2 separate regions of the Homo sapiens genome follow, and region 1 is linked to region 2. A link is a loop called in an ENCODE intact Hi-C map of the cell type or tissue named here. Cell type or tissue: MCF 10A. All regions are shown on one strand. Region 1 overlaps AFF3 (ALF transcription elongation factor 3). Region 2 overlaps AFF3 (ALF transcription elongation factor 3).

Region 1 (8,000 bases), 130 kb after region 2:
ATCAAAAAGAGCTTACAGATCCCTTAAGATGAGCTCTGTCCTCCTTTCCCAGCAGAAGCAGGTGGGTTCAGTGACCTGGCCATCATTCTGCTTCCAGCTCCCACTTGGTCTAGTGGGCAGATGCTGAGCTGGGAGTTGGCACACTCACCTGCGAAATGTGGTTCTCCCCAAATCAGCGACATGGGGATGGAAAAGCCACTCGGTCTCTCTACGCCTTAATGACTTCATTACAAAGCAGGGGCGTTTCATGGCACTGTTATAAGGCTTAAATGTGAAGGTAATCTATAAAATGGCTTTGGAGTAGCTTTAGGTGCCACAAAATCCAACATATTGCTAATAAAATATTGTTAATAATAAAAGGATCTGTGGGTTCAAAGGAACTTATAAAAATTGTGATTTTTAAAAGCTAAATAACTATCTTTAGTAAAACAGAAAGTATATGTATCATGTAGCTGTAGGGGGACACACAAATTATTGTAAAATAAATATTGCTTATCCTAGCTCTGCCCGTGTGGCTGGGGTACAGTTTAAATTTGCTGTCTAAGGGGTGATGCGATACTAAACATGCTTCTGGCAAGGCTGCTGCAGCACCTAAGGCATTTAATTTAAATTTAAGGTTAGGGAATGTAAAGATATCCAGAACATGGAGCCTATTAGCATTTTAATTCATCCTTAGTATATTACCCACAGTTATTAGATTTGGGAGTCCAACCAGTGACCTTCATATAACGGGGACTGCAGCCTCTAGAATCTTCTACCAACTGAGAGGCTCACAGCGCTAACATCACGATCACTGATCACTAAGAACTCTCTGGGGTGGCTGTGGTGACAGTGACCAGCCTAAGGAAAGCAGGAGATGGGAAAGACACTCTTATTCACAGAACCAGACTTCCAGTTCCCAGTAGAGGGTATGATGGTCCTGCCCTGCTTGTGGACATTTGTAATATGAAACCCCGGCTTTCAGGAACATTCCATGGATTTAAAATGGAGACTGCTCTGAGGATATATGACCCACACTGCAGATGGATATGAAGTAGCCTTTAATCAACAGGAGAATTCTAGTTTCATTATGCACTTCTAGCTTTTGGAACAATATTGACACCTGCAGTTAGAAAACAAAAAGCAGCCGGGCGCTGTGGCTCATGCCTGTAATCCCAGCACTTTGGGAGGCCGAGATGGGTGGATCACGAGGTCAGGAGATCGAGGCCATCCTGGCTAACACGGTGAAACCCCATTTCTACTAAAAATACAAAAAATTAGCCAGGGGCGGTGGTGGGCACCTGTAGTCCCAGCTACTCGGGAGGCTGAGGCAGGAGAACGGCACGAACCCGGGAGGCGGAGCTTGCAGTGAGCCGAGATTGCGCCACTGCACTCCAGCCTGGGCGACAAAGCGAGACTCCCTCTCAAAAGAAAAAAAAGCTTGCACAGCATGCATCATAACTCTCCCCTTTTCCCATACATAGCAGGGACTCCCACACACATGCTTGCTGCCCTCAGTCAGGTCAACCCAACCAGACACACAAGACTGGTGTGATGCACGAAGTGGCCTCATGTAAGATGGAGCAGGCAGGTGGTCATTGAGAATGATTTCTGGGCTTCTCAGAAGGCCCCCATGCCCAAAATAATACCTCCTGCATCTGCTGGCTGATGACTGAAATTCCACAACTAGAGAGTCATTCCTCTGGTTTAAGATGTCTTCACCCCTGCAAGAAATATAAACACCACAAGAAGCTGAAACACTTTAAACCTGATTAGCCTTGAGTATCTTAGCGTGCATGAGTCTGTCAGCATATTTTCCAGAAGCCGAGGGGAAAGAATCCAAGATCCCGGAGGGTCAGAACGGGAGGCAAGCTGAACAAAGGAAGGGACAACAGTAGATGCAGCCATGAAAACAGATTCATAAACTCCACTTATTTTTCAGTGTGGCTTAAATGTTTAAGACAAAGGCAATAGGATAAAAACCAAAATTAATTAGGCAGATATCAGACCCAATACATTTCCAGGGTCTGGGAGTTATGAGTCATGTCCTACTCTGAAAATGTTGGAGGTGAGAGAAAAGATGCTCCTCTTTAACTAAACCTGCCTCATCCCCCAACCCCTTTAAGCTGAAGGATACCCCAAAGCACTCCAAGATGCTTTATAAAGCATCCAGATTGCTAGATAAAATCCACTAATGAAGTTCTACCCGCATAACCAGCCTACAGCTCCTACTACCAAGAAGGAGTGAACACCCTCAGGACCACTTACTCATAATCTTCTAATAGAAATCCACTAGTCGTCTTTTCAGGGGCCTGCCATCATGCTCGTGCCATGCTTCCACACCATAAGATGAACCCAGAATGACTCAAAATGGCAACGTCCCCACTTCTTCAAAGGAGAGGAAAGGAAACTCAAAAAGAAAGGCAATGCCTTCCCTTTGGTTTCTCTCCTCCTTCCTTGGTGGGTAGCTCTGTAGCCTCCACTGAGCTGCTTCTTAAAACTAACCTACCCATTCCTTCTCTTTAACTAGAAGCACAAGCCCCCCACCACATATCATTTCATGGCTAGGGAGCTAAAATGTCACTTGCTTAAAGCAGATGTCACTGTAAGAGAAAGGCTGGGCTTCCCACCCCCTGTATCTCCCTAAGTGTCTGAACTCTCACCTTTCTACCAATACTAAATGTTTTGACTCATAAAGACAGTAGCTTCTCGACAGTGAGCCCCCATCCCACTAATTACAAGTGAAAATTGTGCCGGTGCTCACCAGCCTGCAGAGTGCCTTTCTCTTCATCTCTTGCCATGAAAGCTTAGCCCTCTTCGTCCCCCTGCCATTTGAGCAATGTGAAGATCATGCTTTAAAAGCAAAGAAAGCTTTCGCCTGACAAGCTGAAAGTCAGGTCAGCTTCCCCTGGGATGGCTGACTTAGGTCTAAGAGAATTCCAATTCCCGGCATGCCAACATATACATTAAACTCAAAATGTGTTGCACGTTATGAGTTATGTTTCTTTGTTACTAGCAGATGGTAAAAATTTCTATCATCTGCAAAGTTGCTCCTATTTCCATAAAAATTACAAAAATCACATTCCTCAAATGTATGTCACCAAATGTATTTATTTATTTTGCATGAAAGTGGAGGTAGCCAACTGCTTCAATATTATTTATCATTTGTTGCAGATGCATAACATTCCCAGAAAATAAACCTTTTTAATCAACTCCTTTTAAAGGGCCTATTTATTTTTAGAATTAAAAAAAATAGCAAATAAAAAATGTAGTGAAAACATTTTTGATCATTTCTCACTTATTTGTTTTTAATCTATAAATTGCGGTATCTTGTAGAGCTCCAGCCAAGGCCAATTATGGTGGTTAAGTAGAAATAGACGTCTAAACATGAAACTGTCATCATTTCCAAAATTCATCTATTCTTGATCATACGGTAACAGCATGAAACTAAATAAAAGTAACATCTATGAGCCCGATGGCTTTTCTCTTCCATTGAGCTCAAAACATTTCACCTATATGTCCCTTAATTATCCTCACAATGCCCCTTGGAGAAAGACACTGATGGTGAATATTATGACTAGGTTAACTCTTTTAAAGATCAAGAAACTTAGGATAAGAGTTTGATCATCAAAACAATGTCATAAAGACACACTGTGTAAAAGGAACAGCAATGTCCAAAGTACCTTACTCAGCTCTGCCCAGAGAACAGGAGCTATCCTGGAGCCAAGAAGTGGTGGCACCTCTTAAACCCTGATGTCTGACAAGCCCAGTAGTGAGAAGTAGTTAACATGAGCCCCAGAGGCAAAACAGGAATAAATGAAATAAGGCAAGCTATTTCCCAGTCAGACAGAGAGAACCATAAGGAGAATTCTGGAATAAAGTCTCAGCTGTTATAATTTTTTACAGCCCCCAACTGACAAAGGATAGAAATCAGTCTCTTTCCACAGCTCACACACAAAGCAGACCTATGTAACCTAGAATTGTGGAATGGAAGATAGAGAAGTGAATAAAAAAATAAAAAATGATAAGATTCTAAAGTTGCCCAGCGAGGGCTACTGATGTCACTATTTTTATCAAGTGCTACCCATTCATTAGCCTGCTCCAATCTCTCCCTAGGCTGCCCTACTGGTGAGAAAGGTGCTGGAGCCAGGACAGCCTGCCCTCTGGCTGAGTCACAGGTTGATTCAGCAGACCCAGCCAGCCAGGGGGGGATGACCTCCTTCCCACTGCACTCATCCACATGCAGCCTGATGAAATCTGATGAAATGCAGTTTGCTTGGAGCACTCGCTCCAAGCAAACTGCATTTCCCATGGAGGAGACTTTTAGGCAAGGGTATATGAAGCCAATTGTATCCCTTGACTAGAATCATCAAAATGTTTTATTCTTATTTTTAAAAAACTATCCAAACTACTGATATGTCTCCAGGGTTGTGGGGAGTCTAAGAAATAAGCAAATTCAAGGAGAAGAGAATGAACCACCTCTCACCTATCTTTTGGAAAAAGTTATCATGTTTTGCATGTTTTTAAAATACAGTCCTTTTCAAATAACAAAAACACAATTCACTTTCGTCCAAAAGCATTTTCTGAATACCACTGTGTCAGATACTAGGGAGACAGGGTCGTGATTGAGCCATCCTGCTGATGAGAAGACAACAGTCTGGGGCAAGGAGAATGGGGAAAAGGAAGAAGGGCACCAATTCACAATCAAACAATGTGAGCAGCCTGTGGTCAGGGCACTGGCAGGGGTAGCACAAGGAATCAGCATTGTTTCCTGCAGGAGACCAGCTTTGAGCTTGAGAAAACGGCAGGTTAAGGAGATGGAAAAGAAGAAGGGCTTAGAGGTACAAAATACATGGATTACTAGTAAGTGGCCTTTGGGAGTATATTCAGAGGCGGTTATGTTACTCTCTCCATACCTCCATACCACCTTGCTTCCTTTTTTTTTTTTTTTTTTTAGACGGAGTCTCACTCTGTTGCCCAGGCTGGAGTGCAGCAGGGTGATCTCAGCTCACTGCAACCTCCGCCTCCCAGGTTCAAGTGATTCTTTTGCCTCAGCCTCCCGAGTAGCTGGGACTACAGGCATGTGCCACCACACCCAGCCAGCTAATTTTTTTTTTTTTTTTTTTTTTTGTATATTTAGTAGAGACAGGGTTTCAGGACGTTAGCCAGGATGGTCTCGATCTCCTGACCTCATGATCCGCCTGCCTTGGCCCCCCAAAGTGCTGGAATTACAGGCGTGAGCCACTGTGCCTGGCCCACCTTACTTCTTTAACAAGGTGGAATTCCTCATTTAAAGTTTCATTTATGTGGTTTACCCACTGCTAACCTATCATTGCTACCTCACTCTAAACAGGTTCGTCTGATCCCTTCCTAAGAGCAGATTTGGTTTGGAGCAAATGCATGAAGAGTGGATGCAGAGGACACAGAGAAACACTCTCCCCCTTTTTACAGTTTATATCAGGCTGCCTCTAAGCAGCCTGGCCACAGAGAAGACAATCTTTTCAGATACTTTGAGACCTGACAACATGCTAACATGCTCCCTGGGCATGGACCTGGAGCCATGAGGGTGAGGAGGAAGAAGAAAAGGCATAAGGAGGAGAGAAGAACGTTCCCCAGAAACTCCCCTGCTCTCCAGAGCAGCAGCGTAAGCACTGTGTATAATTAAGGAAATTTAATCAAACACTCCAAATTTATAACAATTGTTTTAAATTTAATGAGTCAAACTAATTAACATCTCTTGTTATTTATAAAGCAAATGATAAAAATTAAAAATTGTTTTTTAAATTAGAGTAAAGCAAGGTTGCTGAAGTGTACTTGCAAATTCCCTTCTTAATCTATAGACATAGCTGGTGGACTGAAAGGCAGAAAGACAGTGAGCATGGGACAGAGGCAACTCAGACAGAGAAGGTGAGGCTGAAGGTAGAACGTGGTAAAAAGGCAAGAATCTCCCAACTGGAGTCTTTTGAAGCTCTGAGTTGTTGTGGTTGTGATGCTATAGGTGCGATGGTGGTGATAGTGGTGGTGGTGGTGATAGTGGCAGCAGAAGTACTGGCAGTAGTGTTGGTGGTAGTGATGGTGATGATGGTTATGATGGTGGTGGTGGTGGTGATGGTGATGATGATGGTGGTTATGGTAGCAATGGTGACAGTAGTGGCAGTGAAGGTGTTGTGGTAGTGGTGGTGGTGGTGGTGATGGTGATGATTGTGATAATGGTGGTGATGACAGTGATGGTGATGGTGGTGGTAGTGGTAGTGATGGTGGTGGTGGTAGCAATGGTGATGGTGGTGGTGATGGTGGTGGTGGTAGAGGTGCTGGTGGTGGTGGTAGTTGTGGCGATGCTGATAATGATTGTGGTTGTGATAATGGCAATGGTAGTGGCGGTGATGGTGGTGGGGGTGATGGCAGTGGTAGTGGTGGCGGTGGCAGTGGTAGTGGGGGTGATGATGGTGGTGGCAGCGATGGTGACAGTGGTAGTGAACATGTTAGTGGTAGTGATAGTGATGGTGATGGTGGTAGTGATGGTGATGGTGGTGGTTGTGATAATGGTGATGGCAGCGATGGTCATGGTGGTAGTGGTGGCAGTGGTGGTGATGTGGTGGTGGAGATGGTGATGGTGGTGGTAATGGTGTTGGTGATGAAAGTGGTGATGGTACTGGTGGTGATAGTGGTGGTGGCGGTAGTGGTGGTGATGGTGGTAGCGATGGTGATAGTATTGGTGGTGAACATGTTAGTGACAGTAGTGATGGTGGTGGTGGTAGTGGTGGTAATGGTGATGGTGGTGGTGGTGATGGTGGTGGTAATGGTGTTGGTGATGAAAGTGGTGATGGTACTGGCAGTGATGGTGGTGGTGGCGGTAGTGGCGGTGATGGTGGTAGCGATGGTGATAGTATTGGTGGTGAACATGTTAGTGACAGTAGTAGTGATGGTGGTGGTGGTAGTGGTGGTAATGGTGATGGCAGTGATGCTGATGGTGGTGGTGGTGATGGTGGTAATGGTGGTGGTGATGAAGGTGGTGATCGTGCTGGTGGTACTGATGGTGATGGTGGTGGTGGTGATGATATGGTGGTGATTGTTATGATAATGGTGATGACGGTAGTGAAGTTGATGGTGGTGATGATGGTGGTAGTGGTGGTAATGGTAATGATGGTGGTGGTTGTGATAATGGTGGTGACAGTAGTGATGGTGGTGGTGATGATGACGATGCTGGTGGTGGTGGTAATGGTGTTGGTGGTGGTGAAAGTGGTAGTGAAGGTGCTAGTGGTTAAAAATCTGTTGAGGAGTGAGAAACAGTCAACAGTGCATATAACAAATTCTTAAATCCTAAAGAACATGACTATGCCCCGGCTCACTTATCCTGGATTTTCCTTATGAGCCAAGTAATTTCAGTTCTCATGAATGTTCACTCTACTTTCCCCCAACAGCACTATAACATTGGCTCACCAGCACTCCTTTCACCCACAGTGTATTATTTCTACCATGGACTCCTCAAAAATATCGGTCCCCTTTTACTTGTTTGTCTCTGACCACAAACAAGTAAAGGTTATCTCAATCTTAATTCAATCTTGAAAATATTTTCTGGGAGCATTTCTAGATCTCTACTTTAGCTATGCTGACCTGTTCTACCAGAGCAGGAATGAGATTGAGGGTGGTCTGTGCCATAACCACTTCTGTACTCTATCTTTTGAGAAACTATGACATTAAAGGGAGTCACAAAGTCACAAAGACCCATAGACAAGTTTAAACCACAGTCACCCCAAATAATTTTCTGGGTCTATGTCATCCTCCCAGGCCCATCTGGCCCATGTTAAATGTTGCTAGTAACAACTACTCTACATGGACTTTACATGAATTACTGCATTTAAAACCCCAAGAGGCATTCTCCCTATTTACAGTGGAGAAACAAGAGGCTCTGAGGTTAACTAACTTGTCCAAGTCCCATAACCAGTAAGCGACATCACTTAGATGTGAAGCCAGGCAGTCTGGCACCAGAGACCAAATTCTTAGACTCTGCTCCACTGCCT
Region 2 (8,000 bases):
AGGACAGTGAGGAATACACAGATTCTTGGGAAATTCCTGTCTCCCACCATTCTTGGGAAACATTCCTTAAGGACAATCATGGGAATCAGCTGGACATGGTAGCCAGCATGGAAATGCTGAAGATGCCCTCTCAGTTTCTGGGTTGGATGAATGACTCGTCAAACAGTGAAGCCACTGAGAAGTGGGATTGAGGGGGAGATGTAATCGGTATGAAGGGCAGGAGGAAGATGATGAGCTCAGTTTGGGGCATGCATTTGGGATGCCAGGGGGCCTTCAGGTACAGATGTCTACCACCTGCTGTGATGGGGACTTGGGAAAATGCTAACAATTGGAATCACCACTATGAGAAATGAGACTGAAAGTGATTAGAAGCATGAAGAAAGAGGCTGTGAGGCCCATGGGTGGTGAAAGCCATTACAACTGATGGCAGCATAGACAGGGAACCTCCTTTATGACGAGACTGTCACTGGCACTTTATTAAAGACCATCATTCTATAGTCAGAAGTTCAGACCATGTTCACAAAACACATGAAGCCAGGATGATTATTTTTGGAATGCAATGAAAAGATTAAATGAAAACATAAAACTATTTTATGAGCATAATATACTACTTTGTTTAGAAAAATATATACTGCTTGTTTGTTACTAGTATGAAGGTTGCTAAATAGAGACTAGACACTATCTAGACTCTAGGTGTTAATTTTTTTCCATTCCAAAACAAAGTAATTCACAAAAACGTGCACTATTCATTCATGCAATAAGTATTACTAAGTCCCACTGTGGGCCAGATGCTATTCTAGGTGCTGGAGAGAGAGTAGTAAGAAGTACTGAAGGCACTAAAAAAATGCATGTTGGATGAACACATCAAATCAAATCACTCTATTATTACATCACACCCTCAACACTGCTCCCCAGTTCCACAGACATGATACTATCAGTCAGCTTACCTTGATTAGTAATCATTAAATGTTGCAGAAACACCTAACAGTTAAGTCCTATGTTGAAAAAAAATAGACATCCAATAAAATGCAAATTTGTGGTAAGCAGTAGGAGAAAACAAGAAGCGGAAAGAGGAAGGTTGCCTAACCTCGATGGCAATATTCTCTAGGTCATCCGTGAGCTTTGAGTTGTGAAGAAAAATCCAGGCAGGTCAATTTGACCTTGGAACAGAATTCTTTTGGTTGAATGTTAAGTGGCTAAATTACAACTTTGGGGAGAAACAGTTCTTGCAATGGAACGCTCTTCCCTGCCTGATTAGACTTAATCAGACTTTTTTGTACTTTAGGGTCAGGGAAAATTTTCAACCTGTAATCATGTACTTATTGGGACACACTAAGAGTTCATGATGGATTTTTAAACACCCAGAGCCTTCCAAATTAACTCAAAGTCTCATGATTTCTCCCTTTAATATGTTACTTTATAACAAGTAGATTTTAATAAAAATTAAGGGAAAAAAATTTCAGGTTTCTGCCAGGAGGCACTGACTTGTATTTCTTCCAAGTCTCATGCTCTCTGGGGGTATGCATCTACTGAATTCATAAAATAAAAACATAGTAAATGGTAAATGTAAATGTAAGAAGAGGTAAGACATTTCCATCAATTCCCTAAGAAAACTATCACCAAACTCTTGATTTGGAAATAATGAAGTCTCCCAAGTAAAAGTAAAAGGAGGGTTGGCTAGGGGATTCCCAATGCCTGCCAACAAAACCTGGTTTAGACTTTCTGTTTTAGAGCATTCTGGCCAATAAACTTCACAGAGATTTAAACAATAGCCCTTTGGATTCACTTTGGATTCCTTAAGTCCATGGACTGTCTTTCAAATATCTAAATGAAACTAGACAGAAGTTAGAAAAAAAACAACTAGATAACCCTAAGGCCACAAAATTAGGTAACTTCAGAGAGAAGATGTCAGAATTTTTTTATGTGCATCAAGTCTATACTCATGGGCAGCCCAGGAATCTGCGGGTAAGAAGCACTGAAGTGATAACTCATAGGGTTGAAAAAAATTCCGGAGCTGATCACGGTGAAGGAAACATAAAGCACGCAGTTCTAAAACTGTTTTCCAGATTGTATTCTTTAACAAAGATACCTATTATTTATGCTTTTGAAAAAAGTCAGTGACGTCCCTACACAGTTCATAATGAGTTCTGCAGATTCATGGAATTCCTTTCTTGAAATCATTTCCTTTCCCTGAACTTCTATGTTTATACCATCCATAGTATCACATCCATCTTCCAGCTTATTTAAATTCTGACTGTGAACAGGGACCATGTTTGTATCTTCTGGGCTGTGCTCATCAACTTCCTAGTAGCTCCATAAACGTGTATAACAACAATATTAATAATATTAATGAAGCACTACATTAAAAACTACAGCGTGTGTATCAGTATTTCTTCTATTTCCTTGAGGTACAGCAAGCAACCTTTGTAGAATTTCTCTATCACCTCGTGGGTAGGAGAATGAAAAGAGTTTCTCTGTCAAGATGATTTGGAGCTTTTGGATAGTTTGCTCCAAGTCAACAGGGTATAAAAGAATGGTCCTTATACTCTTGTGTATTTTGCCAAAGGCAGCAAAATAAATTAGTCATCATTTCACACGTGGCCAAGTTCACAAACCATCACATCTTGCCAACGTGCCCAAGGACCATATCTGTGCTCTGCGACCTAAATACAGAAACCCTAGTCTTAATGTCCACCACTTTCTTGAGTATTTTATGTCCTTTTTGATTACTATTAATGTCCATGGGAACAGATAAAGTAGCTACAAACTCTTTTAACAGGTATGAGTATCAGCTATCACTGTAACTTTCATTAAAATATAAAAACAGTTAAAAACCAAACAGAGCATCACTTTTTAATATTATCTAAAATAACAATAAAGGTGGTCAGATGGTTACGTGTTCATTTAATTGCTAATGAAGCCAGACCAATAAGTCAAAGCTGGATTCCCTGTAGAATATCGATTTGAAGTATTAGCAGCAAGGATCGTTTGGTAAGACAGATTTAAAATAGGAGTAAAGATTTTACTTTCCAAGGATTCATCTTTGAATTCTTGTGGGTGGTTGTTTTATTTCCAGCCTGCTAAAAACCATAATATCACCTGAAGCAAGCAGGCATGAGCCTGGAACGGGAGTGAAATGACAACGAAACATTTGTACATGTTATTAAAGCTAATGAAGCAAGACACGCACTGCCTGGTTTTGTGTCACGCGCCCCTGGAGAGCCCAACTGTGTTCTGGGGCTGGCTGTGGCATCTCCCCAGGATATGGCTCACCCTGAGGCCTCTGATTCAGCGGCAGAGCTGTTTTTCCCCTCGGGAAAGACCAAACAGACACCTGACCTTTTATAAAACCTCTAGGATGAATCACAAGTAAAGTTCTTTGGCATTCTGAGGTGGTGGGTGGAAATCAAGGCTTGACAGGCGGCCATGGGATGGGCAGCGTGGGCTGGCGCTATGGGCTATGCCATAGCGTGGAGAATCCCTCACACTAGGACCCCTGGCCTGCATGTCATCTGGCATCCAGAACTCCCACTCAATTTCCAAAAGGTGCTACCCACCCTGGAAAAAAATCTAGCCCACTGAGTAGCTGGGAAAATCCACAGCCAGGGAGACAGATGGCTCAGGAAGAAGCAATCTGGAATAATAGTGAGGGTGTGGGAGTTGGAGTGTAGGCTGGGCAAGGAGATCAGAGAGGAAAGAACGGGCATCTGTATGTGGCGACAGATGACGGAGTGCTGTTTGGGACGAGCAGTTGGAGGAGGCAAAGGAAATGGAAGTAATGTACTTATGCATAAGGGCTGTATCATAATTAGGAAAATTCCCCTTCTGTCTACCCCGCAAGTCCCACTTGGTTCAGATGGGGGCAGACAGCAGAGAGCACTTACTTCACGGAGGAAGCAGAGGCTACCCGCTATTCCAACAGGCTTTCTATTTCTGATAGAAACAAATCCAAACTGAGCTAATTTGTGTACAGCTGCAGGCAATATAAACACGGCTATTTAGAATTCTTTATAGAGTATAGGCCTTTGTACTCTATACTTCATGGAAGTTAATAAGTAGGTGTCAAACTCTGAATTAAAATTCCCAGAAGAGGACACAGCACAAAGGACAATAAAAATGATTTTTAAATAATCATAGGGATAAATAGCATCCACTTCTGACAAATGTAAGTGCTGGCATAAAATGTTATTAGGCTACAGAGATTGTCTTTTGTTCAGGAAGTATATTTTATTCTCCTGCCTCATCATTCATCATCCTAATGAGCCCTCAAAATGTAAATTAAATAGCAAAGACGGATTCATTTGAAAAGCATCTTTTCAAAAAAAAAAAAAAAGCTAGGTGTTAAACCATTTTTTCTACTTTTATTCTATATATTGTTTCATTTTTTCATTGAAAAAAAGCCCTCAGTACTTGAACACTTTATGGGGTAAGTTCATGCAATTCATATTTTCAGTAAACAGTTCATTCATTCTCCAGTACTATGGGATTGGTGATTTGAAAAGAAAAAAAAAATCGCATTTTAAAATGGTATGCCCTGTAAATGATGTTTGATCCGGAAAATCTGAGAAACCTGTGCACGCATTCACTTTTTTGTTTTATTCAGAAGTGATTTGGTCCAGGGAAACCCTCAATGGAAAAGGATTAGTGAAAATTTCAAACAGCTTTAGTTTACTGAACTGAATGCATTAATGGCTAAGCAAACACCAGTTCAACCATTAATGATAAAAGAAGAAGGTCATGAGCCAAATTAGTTGCAATTTCTTGTTATGTATTGATAAGAACATTACCCGTTCCTATGATGAATAGAGAAATCAGGGTTTTGTACTTGACCTGAATTTATGCATGAGCACACACAACAGAAGTGACTGAACAGCTCTGCTGGGGAGGCACCCAGGAAAAACACGCTGGGAAAGGAAAATAGCAGCAAATCATGTCTCATTTTGGCATGATTGGTCCTCATTTGCCTGTCTCTCTCTCTCTCTCTCTGTCTCTCTCTCTCTCCCCCTCACTCTCCCCACCCTCTCTCACTGCAACCCATAAATCATTCTTCGCATTCTTTGGCTGTTCCTGCTTATGTGAGAGAGCTCAGCTCCCAGCTCTCTGTGGGTGAACATATATAAAATGAAGACACAAGTAACTGCACTGTTGAGGTTTGCCTGATGTCCAGGGAACAGCCATTAATCTGCACAAGGGGGTTTCAAAAGCCCCACTCTGCCGAATAAATTATCGTTAACCAATCTAGGCATTCTAAAGACACTATATTTTTATGAGGTCAAATGTTGCAGAAATATCCCAGAGGGAGGGTAGAAACTATCCAGCTGTGAAAGAAGCTAGTGACAGCACTGCACAGAAGCCTGGGGGGTCCTGCAGTGGCTACAGACCGGCTGCAGCCCTGGCTGAAGCACATCCTCAGTCTGCCTGGTTCATGAGGACTGCTGCATTTGGGAAGCACTCATCCCTCACAGCAGTGCCCAATGCAGGCTCACCTCTAGAGAAGGGGCATCTCTCTTGGAAGGTCTGGCTGATGAAAGAGCATATCATGACAGACAGGAGCTCATGGTAAAGCCTGCATAATCCACTGGCCATCCTGTTCCAGTTTACTTACTCAGTTATTTTTAATGGAGAATTTTCTTTTTAATGTGACAGAACTGAACTCAATGCAAGGCTCAAGGCTGTCGTCATGACAGTTGCCCACATAAAGAAACTGTAGTCTGGGCCCAAGGCATGGCCCTAGCAATTTCCCAGTAATGCACATTTTGACGGGCACATCAATTGGTTTATGATGTAAGAACAACACTAATTAGTGAGGAAGAAGCCAATGTCCTGTGTTGATAGGGCCCGGTGCAGTTTAAGTGATGAAGTGAACGTTACTTCTAACAAAGGAAAACAAGGTATTATTCTGCACAGATATTTAACTCTGAAGAAGTGTTGAACAATGATAGATGTATTTTAAAGTGGAATTGAAGCTTCATCCACAGTTTAGGAAGAGAACTGGCTAGGATATCAATAAATTGTTTTATATTTGACCCCAGGCAGGAAAAACAACATGCAACCCAGGGAAGGGATGGTGCCTTGCTGTGAAATATGTGCATTTTAACCTTTGCAATATGTTAATAATTAATATGAATTCACACCAATACGATATCTTCATAAAAACACAGAACTCTCATGTATAAAACCTTTCAAGTATAAAAGAAATAAGCTACCCCCTAAAGGTTTTCTGAAAAAAATTCCCATTAAAGAAGGTTCTCACAGTCTGAATGTAGAGACTTTTAACCAGACCTAAAATTCTTGCGAATAAGCCCCATGCTATATGACTGACAGCACCATTAAAAACGCTAAAAAATAAAATACACGCTTCATTAGTCTCCCAGCTGAACTCAGAATCTCTGGCCCAGAATAAATCTTAGCCTTTAAGAATAAATTCTCTTCTGAATTAACATCTCAGAGTCATTAATCTTTGGAGTGACCCTTCAATTTCATTTGGAGAACTACTACATTCCTCAAAGGTCTTTTTTCTTTTGGCAAGCCATGATTTCATGGAGAGAAGGAAAATAACATGATCTTTCTTTTATCATTTCCTCATTCTCGCCCTCAGGGTGGCTTCTCTTCCCTTCCCAACTGAAACATCCTAAATCTAAAATCAACAGAGAGCCTTCTACTGAGTCAGCAAGGAACTAAAATTTAACTTTAGGGATACGTGAAAATAAAAACAAGACTAGGCAGAATTATTATTATACATTTCAGGAAGAAAGGAAGCATTATCGTGAACACAATTTTACCAAATTAAAAATGGTACAGACTTTATTCTCTATTTCAGGGGCCTTGTTTATTAAGCAGACAGAACTCTGCTTGATTATTCCATGAAGTCGCCAACCATTAATCATGCACATTTGTTTAACAGGTCAAATGAAGAGAGGAAATTTGTGTGCAGTCACGGCAAATACTGCCTCATTTTACCCACTGTGATACTAAAGGTACAGACATCATGTTGTAACTACATTAGGAGAGATTGGTCCATAAAGTAATTTGATTATAATTCCTTCTTGAGCAGACAACTATTTTTGAAAAGCAAATAACTATTTATTTTTTGATTATTTATTTTTAACTGATAAAAAGTATACGTATTTATGGGGTTACGATGTGGTGTTCTGATAGATTTATACATTATGGAATGATTAAATCAAGCTATTTAACACATCCATCACCTCACGTACTTTCGTTGTACGGCTTGAACATTTAAAATCTGCTTAGCAATTTTGATATATACATTGCTATTAACTATAGTTACCACGCTTATTTGCTTATGTATGTATGTATTTATTTTTGAGACAGACTCTCACCCTGTCTCCCAGGCTGGAGTGCAGTGGCATGATCTCGGCTCACTGCAACCTCTGCCTATGGGGTTCAAGAGATTCTCCTGCCCCAGCCTCCCCAGTAGCTGGGACTACAGGCACATAACACCACACCTGGCTAATTTTTGTATTTTTTTTTTGGTAGAGATGGGGTTTCACCATGTTGGCCAGGCTAGTCTCAAACTCCTGGCCTCAAGTGATCTGCCAGCCTTGGCCTCCCAAAGTGCTGGAATTACAGGCATGAGCCACTGCACCCGGCCTGCTTATTAATCAAGATTTTCAAAGTTAGATGTTTAATTAAAGGATAATATGTCTATACCACTCATCCAACAATTTTCACTGTGAAGACCACATTAGCCAGCTCCCAGAGGAGACACATTCTGGTGAGGGGGTGGCTGGGTTCACCATATTCGCTTCTACCATCCTCCAATCCCAGCCTCTCCCTCTACCTGGGGGATTCACTGGAACCATCCATTTGTATTCCCACATTTTTTGTGTTCTTAAGCCAGAAATGTCTCCCATATAGCTTGCCAACTGCCCACCGCTTCCAAACACCTCTATCCTCTACTGCCACGTGAATCTTAAAATAGAGCTTCCACTGTTCAGTTCTCCAGACTCACCAGCCGTTAATAGCCCCTCATCACC

The links. Hi-C counts contacts between places; a loop is a spot of excess contacts. Peaks named below come from ENCODE experiments on the same cell type or tissue, not always from the same donor. Only the 100,000 strongest peaks of a DNase experiment are listed, where the experiment ranks them.
Region 1: it touches region 2 in a loop (1.9-fold over the local background); 4 of 110 quality-filtered maps call a loop at or near these places.

Annotation. Positions count from the first base shown.
Region 1 is chr2:100,009,869-100,017,868 of GRCh38, forward strand. The region is part of intron 4 of AFF3 (ALF transcription elongation factor 3); the gene reads right to left. Among named protein-coding and RNA genes, the nearest start is that of AFF3, 130 kb to the right of the region's middle. In MCF 10A, a CTCF peak has its summit at 4,095; a DNase peak (open chromatin) is centred at 4,173.
Region 2 is chr2:99,877,089-99,885,088 of GRCh38, forward strand. All of the region lies in intron 7 of AFF3 (ALF transcription elongation factor 3), which reads right to left. Among named protein-coding and RNA genes, the nearest start is that of AFF3, 260 kb to the right of the region's middle. In MCF 10A, no CTCF peak of the experiment used is centred here; DNase peaks (open chromatin) are centred at 3,303 and 5,023.